Regions from separate parts of the Mus musculus genome. Here region 1 is linked to region 2. A link is a contact called in ENCODE Hi-C data. All regions are on one chromosome and are shown on one strand. The core of a region is the stretch at or near the end of the contact, and the rest is flanking DNA. Distances in the headings are between cores, read along the strand shown. Region 1 holds the start of Zbbx (zinc finger, B-box domain containing). Region 2 holds the start of Slitrk3 (SLIT and NTRK-like family, member 3).

The links. A loop is a pair of places that touch in the nucleus more often than their neighbours do.
Region 1: a map of Patski shows a loop between it and region 2 (5-fold over the local background). The contact joins the promoter of Zbbx here to the promoter of Slitrk3 in region 2. A Hi-C loop is called at or near these places in 10 of 37 maps with a recorded cell type or tissue (Patski, T-helper 2 cell, adrenal gland and 3 more).

The regions. Positions count from the first base shown.
Region 1 is chr3:75,139,899-75,146,438 of GRCm38, forward strand. Zbbx (zinc finger, B-box domain containing) reads right to left here and starts at 3,874. Exons shown (of 17, transcript NM_001310529.1): 1 at 3,690-3,874; 2 at 1,184-1,232.
Region 2 is chr3:73,053,449-73,060,051 of GRCm38, forward strand. It overlaps Slitrk3 (SLIT and NTRK-like family, member 3), which reads right to left and starts at 4,355. Exons shown (of 2, transcript NM_001357851.1): 1 at 4,100-4,355.

The DNA.
Region 1 (6,540 bases), core at 2,624-5,123, 2.1 Mb after region 2:
TATTACTCGTTTTTGTTTTTTTTTTCTTTTTTTAAGATTGTTTTTAATTTTTTTATTTGATATTTTCTTTATATACATTTCAAATGCTATCCTGAAAGTCCCCTATACCCTCCTCCAGCCCTGCTCCCCTAGCCATCCCCTCCTGCTTCTTGGCCCTGGCATTCCCCTGTACTGGGGTATATGAAGTTTGCAATACCAAGGGGCCTCTCTTCCCAGTGATGGCCAACTAGGCCATCTTCTGCTGCATTTGCAGCTAGAGAATATTACTCTTGGTAGATTTCTTATAAATTCTCCTTTTCCTAAACACAAGTGAAGTCCATTTAGAAAACTTCTAAACGGACCATGGCATACATTAGTAATATTCAGTTACTTGCCTTGTTTCTGCAACTAAACACACCTGCCTAAAGTAGTTTAAGTAATGGAGCATTTTGGTTTGGGTTTTCTGTTCTAGGTGACTCAGTTGTGGTGGGGAAGTCATGCTGGAAGGGTGAAAAACAACTTCTCATGATCTGCTCAGAGTCAGGAAGTAGAGAGAACAAGATGCTGCTGCTGCTGCCGCTGCCTTTGTCCGCTTTTTCAGTCTGTGATCCCAGACTATAGGATGGAGCCATCCATATTTGGTGTGCGTCTTCCCAAGTCAATTAGCTCAATCTAGGTAATCTGTCACAGATATGCCCAGCCTTGGTGAGTAAATTTCCATGTAAACTTAAATTGCATCAACTGGACAATGGAGATCAACTCAATATGTTTGTATAAGTATTGAATCGTATAGGGTTCTAGAATTTATTCCACCAAATTATGCTAATATTCATGTATAAATATGTTTAACTTTGAGAAGAATATTGTGTTTGCTTTGAGATCACTGTAAATTCTAAGACATCATAATTTTTATTTTATACTGCTAAAATTGCTCCTTGGTTTAAAGATTACATGAAATTTATAAAGAAGAGTTTTTGCTTTTGGAGAGAATTATTAGTTTTAATGATATTCTAAATGACCATTTGCTGTAAAATATTGAAAAAAACCTTATTTTGAAAACTAAAATATCATCATCTGGTAACTGAGGAACTTTATTCTACATGAATTATTGCAGTTTTTAGCAAGTCTATGTGAAGACTCTATATGAATACATATGCTATGTGAAGAACCTTAACTTTAGCATATAATACAGAAATAGGCTCACCTTGAATCTCTTCCTTAAGTAACTTCAATTTCACTTTTCCAGCAGAGAGCTGCATTAAGGATACAGATGTTATTTTTCAGCGACACAATCTCTTATCAAAGGAAAGTGTATTTGTTAACAGAATGTTAGATATCTATACCATTTGAGTGCATCTTACATATATATAAAATGTATTAGTTGAAATAATATAAAATTAAAAAGATAATCAAAAGCATATGGTAACTTAAATTTTCATTAAAAAAGAATACATATAAATCACTTTTGGTTTTGTTGTTTTGGATACAAGGTCTCACTAGGTAGCCCAGGTTAACCTCTCACTCAGGATCCTTCCAAATAAACTGATATTAAAATCATGAGCCACCATGCACAGATTGTAGATAAAAATTTTCAAAATATGCCAGGAATATTTTTCTTATTATATAAAGTTTCAGAAGCCCATTTTAATGCAATTATATAGGTTGAGTATAACAAAAAATAGTATATGTCAGCATGAATTGGTTTTAAGAAAATATTACCATTCATATTGTAAAGGTTTTGAGCTCCCTTCCTCCTTCTGTAACTCAAGAGTCTGGTATTTGTACAGACTGAATCTACACTAAATTTCAACTGAATCATTTTGTTCACATAACTGCAGAAGCCAACTTGTACAGTTTAGAGAACTACATTTAAGCATTGTGGCCTTACTTGTCATACATATTATTTATGATCCCCAAATTGTCTATGTGATTAGTTAAATATACTCAAGGAAGTAAATGCCAATACTGGGTATTTAAATATAAACAATCCCTTAAAACCTTTGGATTTTAACATAGTAGGCAGCAGAAGAAACCTGATAAGTGAGCACTCTCGCCTGGGTCTTATTAAAACCAGAATGTAAAGTGCACAAGTGAACACAGAGGCCGGTGTGCATTTACATAGACACTGCCGATTCATGCCCAGCTTTCAATTTGCAATTTGCATGCTCAATTGCCCAATTTGTACATGAAGATATGAGAACAATGGCTGCCTCTATATCTATGGCTGCACCAACTGCAGTCATCTTTGAAAATTTAGGCCTAATTATTCTCTGTGGTTTTGCTTCAATGAGGCACTTATTGTTCATATTCTTTGAAGTAGCTGCTCAGATGTTTTCTCTACCAAACACAGCAGAAAGGAAAATAGAATTGAAATCATCAACTTCTATATGAATCACACTTTTTTTTTAAGTTGGCAGTGTTATACAAGTTACAGATAAATTTAACCTCAATTTTTATAACCGAATTATCCAGTATGATTACCTTAATGATACAACTGAATTGCAATGAGATCAGCCTGGCTATGAGCTCCATACGAAGAGTAGTTATGTCAGGAAATAAAGTAATTATTAGGGAAATTTTATAATTTATTTTATTACTATGAGTAATATTTGTCTGTTTTATAAATGTATTCATATTTACTTCAAATTATCCTAATTACATAAAAAATATTTGAGTGAATAAGCTACAAACTCCTAGTTTCAGTCTAATTGAATTTTGTCATTAAATCTGATTTTTATGCTTGAAAAAATAATTGAGTGATAAAGTAGCATTACTAGATGGATACGGATGCTCACATGCATGTTTACATGCTTCTGAATATCTGAAACTAGAATTTAATGGACTTATTGCTGCGCCAGAAGGCATTGAACAAGAGCTTCCCAAAGCCAGCGCAGTTTAACTGGCTCTGCCATCCATAACAACTAAGCAATTGGGTTAGACTAAGCTATAGTCTGTGGTCTGCAGGCATCACAAATACCTGCAACCTGGCACCAGTGCTTTTATGTATCCAAATTGCCCTCGGGAGGCACCTTTTCAGTGATATTTATGCTCAACCCACCTCCTGAAAACTTGTCATCTCTGCTTACTATCTGTATATGCAACCCCCTTACTGTTCCATACAACCCTATGTGAAAATTCACTTAATTATTTGTGCTTGATATCTCTCCTAAAAATGTTTCACCATGAAGTTCACATTAAGTGAAGGTCACTTTGATGGTCACAGCTTCTCACGAAATAAATCGACAGAAACTCGTTCCTTGTTGAGGGTTTCGTTCTTGCTTTTGTTTTTGGCAGGCTGATCTCCAATTCACTATGTAGCTGAGGATTGCCCTGACCTTCTGATCTACATGCTCCATTTCACATGGGATGAGTGGCATCAGGCTATTTATGAGATGCTGGGAATGAAGCTCTGAGCTACCTGCATGCTAAGTAGGCACTCTCCCATCAGCCACTTTCCCAAGCCAACTAGTTCCTGATTTCCTCCCTTTCACTCTCTGCAGTGCGGTGGGGTGGGGAGGATCTGCACTCTTTACTCAGGGCACTGTTACAGTGTCATCATTCAACAATTCACATCCACCGAAGATCTCTGCTCTCTCTATGTTGTCAATGTACACGAGGTTCCTCCTCCACTAAATATCAGAAATCTACTCAGTATTTCTCTCTATCCATTTATCATTAATAACTCTAAATACCTCAGTGCCCCCCCTTACCTGACATCCAGCCCTGAAGATCCTCTAATACTCCAGCCCCTAAGTTCCTCTAGCTGCCCCACCATTGTAATCAAATCTTGCAGCTAGACATCATTCTAAATGTCCATGCCTTCAAAATCCCAAACACAGATGTTCTCAGTGTCAAGCATGATCGTTGTTCCTTTGACTCTCAGCTCTCCCTTTCTGCTTATTATTATGATGAAATAATGCTAGGGGGTTTCCTGGAAACCCATGCTGAATGACCCCCCCCCCAAGGGTACATAGGCCTTCTCAGCCATCCGTTCAATTCTTTGCTGCTCAACCCCAGCCATGATGCCCATAGCTGCTACTCCAAACCTCTGCTCTCAAGAATTCTGTCATCCTGTTTCCTGTGCTTCACCCTTGACAGCAAGTGCTGTCACCTTTGCTCTGTGAGGATGTTGAAAGCCTGTATCACCTGTCAGATCCAAGCTATAGTATTTGTGTTTACTTCCACCTGTTTTATATTTTCTTCTGTTTTGCTTGCCAGGGGGAATGCATTCTCTCTTCCCCAGTGAAGGTGTCTTTAATGAACCACCTTCTCAAACATGTCAGCCCCAACCTCTGGCATATTCTGTCATCTGCATCTTCAATTTCTGACCTGCTCACAATCCCACTCCTCAGCCAATAAACTGATGACACTCCACCAACTTAGTCAAAAGAACTTAACTCTGCCCTTGAGTCTATTGAACCTTCCTGTGTTCTTGCTCTTGTCTTCACTACTTGGAATATATTGTTGCATTGAACTGATAATGGCTAACTAATTGAACAATTAGTTTAATATTTTTTGTTAAACTAATTGTTCAATTAGTTAGCCATTATCAGATCAATATTTTAATATTTTCCTTTTCCAAAAATATTCATTGTAACAATTCAAAGTGGGTTCCTGTATAGCATCCCTTACCTTGCTTAGAACTCTAAATGTTACAAATGTCTTATGAACACATAGCAGAAATTCAAAGGAGTTGAGTTGTGTAAGAGTGCAACAATGACTAAATGAGTGAGAATTTTAATTTATAAAGCCAATAGAGAGCTTCTCACCATCAGCACAGTTGACACCAAGGGGCTCTGCAGTGCGTTGTAGCAAGATCAGAAGCAGCTTTGTTCCTGGTCCTGCCCTATTATACAACTTCATCAGAACAAGTAGAAAACCTCTCTTAATGGTCAAAGTGGAAAACAAAACAAAACAAAAACAAAAACAACCAAAAAAAAAAAAAAAAAAAAAAAACTTCAGACATTGCCAAAGGTCTCCAGGGAAGCAAAATTGCCTCATTGAGAACTCAGACTCTGAACTGAAGTTTCGTTATAACACAGCCCTTTGGATGTCATTAGCATGTCCATGTGTTCTAACTCTCCCTCCCTTTAAGCTTTTATGACATCCTAAGACTTTGACTCCATTCCTGCCCTTTTGTTATATCCAGGCTCTCTTCACTGGATGAAAACTGGGAGATTATTTTAGAATAAGGCTAACAACCTGATGCTTGACGTTGAGCAAATCAGTTTACTTCTCTGATGGGAAATTACTTCATCTGTGAAGCCACAATTATAAACTGAATCTTGTGAGAGATAGAGGTGGCTGCTGCAGTAAAAATTCAACAAAGAGAAGTCCACAGTCAGATTAATATACTGAATAAATATTAAATTTGAGGGTTACCATACACTGCACACAGACTTGGGTTTAAGTCTTCATAACTCTCTCGCTTATATAAATTTGTAGGGATATGTTTACTCAGCTTTACAGGTGAGTGAACACAAAATCCTAAATTTATACCACAGACTTTCCTTCCTTCTTCCTTCAGGCTTACTCTTACGCTAAACATCCTGTAAATCTCCTGTATGTTTTACTTAATTCTTTTTTCACTGTATTTTGATGCAATATTTTTCTTTACACTTCTCCCATCTCCATTTCAATTCAGATTTCTTTCATATGAGATCTATGGTCTTTTTCTAACCTTCTATTACCTCTGGGCCTCTGTAACCCTCTACACCTCTGGGCCCACTGATCTCTAGAGCATCAGGCACATATAATACCGACATCTCACAAAGTGACTGGGAAGTAGAAGAGAAAGACCTATTTCTACTTCTATTTATTCCACAATTAATATTATAACATATGTGCTGTAAATTGGTATGAACATAAATAAATAGAAGTATATACGTAGTAAGTCCATGTTCAAAGTCTATTAATTTCTGCTGCATTTCATGGTCAAAACTGTGTATAGCCAAGAAAAACCATTGTAAACCATTCTTTTATCATTTCAGTCCTACTGGTCAAGTTCTGCAGGGCAAGAGAACCCTATTCATCAATTGAAATGCATCACGTACCTAAGACTAGGATCAGAAACTTCTACATCTTTCACAGCCTCTAATTCTATGATAGCTACCTCCCACACTTCCCACTTTTGCCCTCTTTTGTAATTAGGATGTTTGTGGAAACAAAGATTTTTATTTATTCTTAAAATATTTCCCTATATAAATTCATTAGCCAAACTATTATTTTGCATGTATACACTATTCATATACAAAAATATTTATTACAAATGTTTTATATTGATTCTTACTAAAAATATTTGATGTACCTTGCTTTTACTATGGTAGATGAGGACTTCCTTAAAAACATGGCTTAAACCACTCAAAGTTCAAAACAGGGCTTTTCAAAGGCCATTGCACACAGGTCCATGAAGATATGTTTGGAAATCAAAACTAGGAGTTTTTCTGTTCTCTTCAGTTTTGTTTTGTTATGCTTCATTCTTTTCTTTTTGACTCAGGGTCTCAGACCATAACCAAGGCTGGCCTCAAGCTCAAGCCAGACCCCCTGCTTCAAATTCTTGAG
Region 2 (6,603 bases), core at 3,105-5,604:
AGGACTGACGCTTGGCACCCTCAATAAAGGAGGGAGGAGATGAGGCTGCAGCAGGCTTCCAGCTCCGCTGCTGCTGGGCGCGCCGCCGCCTCTGTAGCGGCTCTCCCCGGTTACCCTACACCGTTGGGCACCAGCGGGGAAGGCAGGCTCACATCACACTGCGGGATTTAGATTTCTTTTTCGCTGTGTATTTGGTTTGTTTTTTAACGTGTACCGAAAACCTTCCAGCATTTCCCGTCATGAAAATGGGCTCCAAGTAGGGGAACACGCTTAGCCTTTGGTCGGGAGCGAGCACTAAGAAGCCCTGACTATACAATTGTGTGTGTGTGTGTGTGTGTGTGTGTGTGTGTGTGTGTGTGTGCGTGCACGTGCGCGCGCATAGCGTGTGCTCGTGGGAGCATGAAGGGGAGCTAAAAGAAGTAAAGCAGTCAAGAGTAGAGGTATTCAAAAGAATAAAGCAAGACCGAGAAAGAGAAGAGAACCCGAGGGAAACATTCCGTTGACAGAAGGAGGTGGATAGAGGTGGGGGCGAGTATCAGCCCCTTAGACCTTTGCTTTCTCTTTCTCCCCTCCGGTGCAGAGGCCTTGGACAGTGAAACCATATTTGGAATGGGCCTTTCTCTTCACAGACTTCCGTCCAAGGCCAGGATGAGCTAGTTACCCACATCCTGCAGGTGGAAAGATCTGAGACTCTCTGCCACTGGCTAGGTGTCCCAAATAAGAGGCAAAACATCCTCAGCGACTTGGACTGACTTTCTCTTGAATTCTGCTTCAATTTCTTTGCACCAAAACCTTTCCTTCAATTTAGATAAACTTCTAACTCAACAACTCTGTGTTTCCTTTCAACTTTCTGCTCTTCCTTCCTTTCTTTCTTCCTTCCTTCCCACCTTCCCCTCCAGCCTATCTCCTAGCTCCCTCTCTACAGCTCCCCCCTCCTTCCCTTTTTTTTTTCACACCCTCTTTCCCCTCTTTCTCCACTGGTAGGGAGACTGAGAAGCTTGAAAAGCAGTGGGGCAATTCACACTCTTCCTCTGGAGGCCTCAAGGGAGGGAAATTGCTCAAATTGGTTTTCTTTTCCTTTAGTTCCTCCTTTAGTTCCTTTCCTCTGCCCCCCTCTTCCCTCCTCTCCCTCTCTCTTTCTCTTTCCTCTCTAGTATCCCCCAAAGGTAATGCTAAGGAATGTCCAGATGAGAGGCGACTGAATGAAGATTTGACAGGGGGAAGCGACCAGCTCTCTCCCAGACTCCTCTAAAAGGACCTTTCAATGGTATCAAATGCTAGGAGAAAGCACAACTTGATGGTGGAATTGAGGAGTACCCAACAAGCATCTAGGGGTTCTGCTAAGTGGGAACTGTGCAATGTGTCCAGAATGCAGGAACCCTTCCCCCATCCTATCTTTAGTTCATAAGGGGACATAGGTTTTCTGTTTCCTGACTACTAAATAATTGAACTCCATTGCCAGGGTCTCAAAGTTAGCAGGTGCTGAAGATGATTTGCTTAAGGTATTTTGCACAACCAAATTGAAGGAGGAAGAGGAGGGGGAGGAGGAGGAGGAAGAGGAGGAGGAGGAGGAGGAGGAGGAGGAGAAGAAGAAGAAGAAGAAGAAGAAGAAGAAGAAGAAGAAGAAGAAGAAGAAGAAGAAGAAGAAGAAGAAGAAGAAGAAGAAGAAGAAGAAGAAGAAGGGAAGAGGAAGGGAAAAAAGAAGGGGAAGGGGAAGGAAAGGGAAGAGAGGAGGAGGAGGAGGAGGAGGAGGAGGAGGAGGAGGAGGAGGAGGAACATAGCTATGAATTTCTTACCACTTTAAAATCTATTTCATCTAATTGAGCAAAGCATTGCTTAAAGTCAGTCTGAGATCTGGATGATAGCTTGCATTAAAAATATCCATGCATCTGTCCATTACCCCACAGTAACTAAGATTGGAAATAGCAATGGAACTCAGTAAGCAGCAGGCTGTAAGAGTCTCTTAACATTCTGTACCCTTCACATCCCAGACCCACCCTTTTCTCAGAGAGGTCTCCACCAGGAAACAAGCTTACATTGAAAACCCTCAGTGTACACTGAAAACTGCTCGGGACGGACCAGTTTTACCTCCCTCTCCAGTACCCTGAACCCATCTCCTTGGTCACCCAGTCTGCAAAGGCAGCAGCTGCTTCAGGGATCCTGTGGGAACCCAGGCTCTAATGGAATGAATAGGTAATCAGGAGGCTGTCCTGGGCTTCACAGTCACAGTAAATGGCCTCTGCAACCACGTCCCAGTAGTCTCTGGAACCACAGTCCTTAGTGCTGGACTTTGGCCATGTTCTAAAGGCCTTTCATGAGTTCTCTTGCCTTTATTTTAGCATAGCATGTTTAAAGGGTGGGAAGGGCTCTGAAAGTTAGGGGATGCTGGGCCCTCTGGCTGGTTTCTTCTGTGTCCTGCTGGGAGCGCCGGCACCATTGATTTGTCCAGAGAAGGACAAGAAGCTCTTTCTACACAGCAAGCCCCTTTCCTACCCCCCCTCTTCAGTACTCCCCTTCATTCCAGATCTAAGATTAAATATTCCAATATGGAAGCGAAACGATCTCCCTGGAACAAATAATTAAAATGCTGCATCATTCATTTTCTGAAGAGCTATGAGCCTTCTATAGAATCTTTTTTTACTCCGCTACTGACAGGCAAGGCATACAAGGAGTCTCTTTAGAAAAAAATTATATATATATATATATATATATATATATATATATCCATCCCCGTTTTCCTTCTGTCTCTTAAAATACAACCCAGCGCTCCACGGGGGGAGGGGTTTTCCTCTTGGCCACCTGGCCTATATGTTAGAGTTAAGATTTCTTTCCCCTGAAAAACAGGTTTGAGGTTATATTAGTCTCCAGAAGCCCTTCTTTCATCAACGTCCTTACATCTATTGAATCCAATTCTTAAAATTATATATATATATATATATATATATATATATATATATAATTTTTAAAAAATCCTAGCACCTGTGAGTGTATAGAAGATCCAGCAGCCAAAGTCAATGCGTTCTACAGTACATATCCTACATAAGACATACACTGATTGCAATCAGGCAAAGTAGGAACGGATGTCGATGAGTACCTATGGTGCAGAGCGCTCAGGATCTCCGAGGTTCGCTCCAAGGGGCTTCTCAGCGGGAGGGGCAAACTCTCCGCGAGGCTGCATTGTATCCGTCATTCTGTCGCCCAGTATCTTCCCCTCTTCCAGCCACCAACTTTCAGAAAGGCTACCAAATCACGCTTGTAATCCTTTCAGAGTGGTCCACCTTTAGACTTAGAGGGAAATGGTCGCTGCATAGCGATGGGAGAGCCGAGCGCGCACCTAGCGCGGTGAAGCTGGCGACCGTGGGCTCAGGACCACTGCTCTCTGTGCTTGCTCCGGATGGCAGGCAGGCTGTGCAAGTGTCCCAGGACCTGGATGGCCTGATCAAAGATCTTGATGCTCTTCCTTCAGTGGCAAGCGCCCCGGTTCCCGAGAGCCCGGGTCCCTTTCTGCATTTCTCTTTATCTGTATCTCGCTGAAAGCTTGTCTCTCTCACAGCGCAATCCCTGCCTGCGGCCTCGGTCTACTCGAGGAGATAGAGCTAGCCCTTGGCTTTCCCGAGTGTCTTTGCTCTTTGCCCTTTGGATGGGTGGGAGTGGGGGTGGGTGGCATGGAGATGAGAGAAGACAGGGTGGGGAGAGACAGAAAGAAGGCAGGAAGGGGGCGACTAGATCTCAGATCCCAGCATTGGTCAGGTGGCGGGGTGGGGGGTGGGGGGTGGGGGTGAGGACACAGATACAACAGTATGGCTGTACACACCACATTGCACTTGGCGTTGGGAAATCTCAGGCAGAACACGAAGGCGATGTGATCCCGTTGGCGGGTTGTGAATCCCCTGACAGCCCACCATTGGAGCGCCTTCACTTCTTCAGCCAGAGGACAGGGAGCGGTGGGCAGAGGAGGGGGGCGAGCGTTCCAGGCCAAGGAGACGCTCCCGGCGGCGGCGACAGTGGCGGCGACCGCATCTTTTAAAGACTGACCTGCTTTAAAAGTACCGCTTTGATGGCCTAGGAAATAACTAAAATCAGATTACACGTTACTTACCGAACGTCTGCCTCTAAACTGGGAGCGCCAGGTCAGGGACTAGAAGGCAATACAGAAAACGCAGGGCTGGAACCCGAATGCAAAGCCACCAGCCGCCCCCAAATCGCGCACCGAGGGAGCGGCGCTCCGGAGCCCCCAGATCAGCCCATCGCTGGAGCCTCCGCCAGCTTGTCCCCCCGCACCCCCGGCCCCTCCTCCGCGCCAACTGTGTAAATCAGCCGCCGCAGTCCTCTCGCCGCGCATCGCAGGCAAATCCCTGCTTAGGAAGCAAGTGATTCTCTCTCTCTCTCTCTCTCTCTCTCTCTCTCTCTCTCTCTCTCTCTCTCTCTCTCTCTCTCTCTCTCTCTCCTCTCTCTCCTCTCTTCTCTCCTCTCTCTCTCCTCTCTCTCTCCTCTCTCCTCTTCTCTCTCTCTCTCTCTCTCTCTCTCTCTCTCTCTCTCTCTCTCTCTCTCTCTCTCTCTCTCCCTCCCTCCCTCCCTCCCACCCTCTCCGTTTTCTATTTATTGGTCACAATTTGCCAGCTCCACTAAGAGAGATCCTGTCAGGAAGTCAGCATTCTGTATCGGTGGATTGATTTCTAACTTTTGCAAATGAGAGATGGCTGTTTGGAAAATTACAGCTCAAACTAAAGGGGATGGGGTGGGGGGAGATGATCAAATTAAGAGCATGTGAACTGTATCGGGGGCAACATCACTGAATGCTTACCAGGAGCCATTCCAAGTGGTTTGTAGAAACCGCCAACATAGGTGACAAACTGAAAGTACTAACATTTCCTCATCTCTTTTTACTTGCTAACGTGGGGGTTTGAGGGGGGTGGTGATGAGACTGTAGCATGGTTGGAAGGGGGTGGAGATTTGAGGGAGAGGAGTCAGATACCAATTGGTGACAAATGAGATGAGGACATTAGGAAGATGCTTGCACTCATGAAAGTGCTCCATGATCCAGGGGACCACTGACTGCCTCCACTGCAGTCTTGTTAATGCAGTTGCTCAATGTTCCTCCATCCAATCTGCAGGGCAAACCAACGCAGTTCTTTTTAATAGATCCTGTTCATTAGCCAACTGTCTTGGAGAAAGGGTGGCATTCCCACGAACTCCCAAACATGAGAGATAGGGGGAGTTCCGTGGGAGACATCTCTGTGACTCTCACTATTCCTTTTAGATGTGAAAACATCGAATTGCCCAAGACAAGTGAAATTATGTATGTATTATCATTGTAAGCATAACACATCAACTGGACCATATTTTCAGAAGTTTTTCAAGGAACTCCAGCTTATCTCTTGAAAAGACACAGGGCTTTTAAATTGTTCATGACAATCTTTATGAGAGGGGCATGGAGATACGTTGCCCCTTCTTTTATGAGGTTTTGTTCATTTGTCTGCTGTATAGGCATATTTAATCACAGTCTAGGGCCCATATTATTATCATTATAAAGGAGAGAATAGAATTGGTCAGGCCCAGAAAGATGGCCCTGTTCAGTTTTATGTAACACATAGGCACACAAACATAGTTGATTCAGAATGGTAACCACTTTGGTATTCTGTGAAGTGGGGATTTAGAATGTCATACTTAAAATGTTTCAGTTTGTTCTTCAAAATACTCAGTGTCCTTTAAGATGATTAATAAAGTATCTCCAGTGACCCAGAACATGACCAAAGCACCATGACATCAAGCTTGTTCTTTTTAAATACAGCGTTTCAGTTTTATGGGGCAAAATTCAAACTTTTATCAATGTTTTCTAGGTCAATAATGCCTTCTTTGTGAGTCTTTGCTGTGTGAAAACTTGGGTGTGGAAGGGACATTTGTCATAGCAGTTCCCCTAATGAGGTTTCCCAATTTGGTTTCAAAGAAATTTATGCAAGAAATACTGCCAACAAACTATCCTTATTATTATTATTATTATCATTATTATTTTCAAGAGTCAGATGTAAGAGAAACCCAACTGCAGTAGTAGGCTGAGGAGTCAAGAGATGCTTCAAGCCTTGTTGAGTGGCTGCACAACTTAATTCCTGGGGTTGCCATATTCCACGTAGGCAAGTATGAAATCACACACATGCCTTTCGCTTCAGGGCTGGGGAAATATAACCCTGAAGGAACCTCATATCATCCTCTCTATATTACCTGACTTTCTTTGACTTTTGGGTCTATTTTTACTTCATTTGATTTTCATGCTTACTTTTGATGCAAAGATTCCAAATATACTCCCATATATCTTGGCTCTAAGGAGCATGGCAAAGGTGAATTGATAGAGTAAACTGATGATATTAAAGGTGAACACTGTCAGCACAAAAAAATTCATGCCAGATTTAAAAAAAAAATGTGTGGACTAAAACACCTTTCATGTGTCTTTGTTTTGTAGTGTTCACTCCAAAGATGTTTGTTGCTTTAGCTATGGCTTTACTTACTGAAACTTACTTTCCACATGCTATGGAAAAAAGAAACCTCCACTTAAAAAAAGATACTTTTTATTGATGATGTAGTAGCAAGTAAAAGTCAATGTGACAT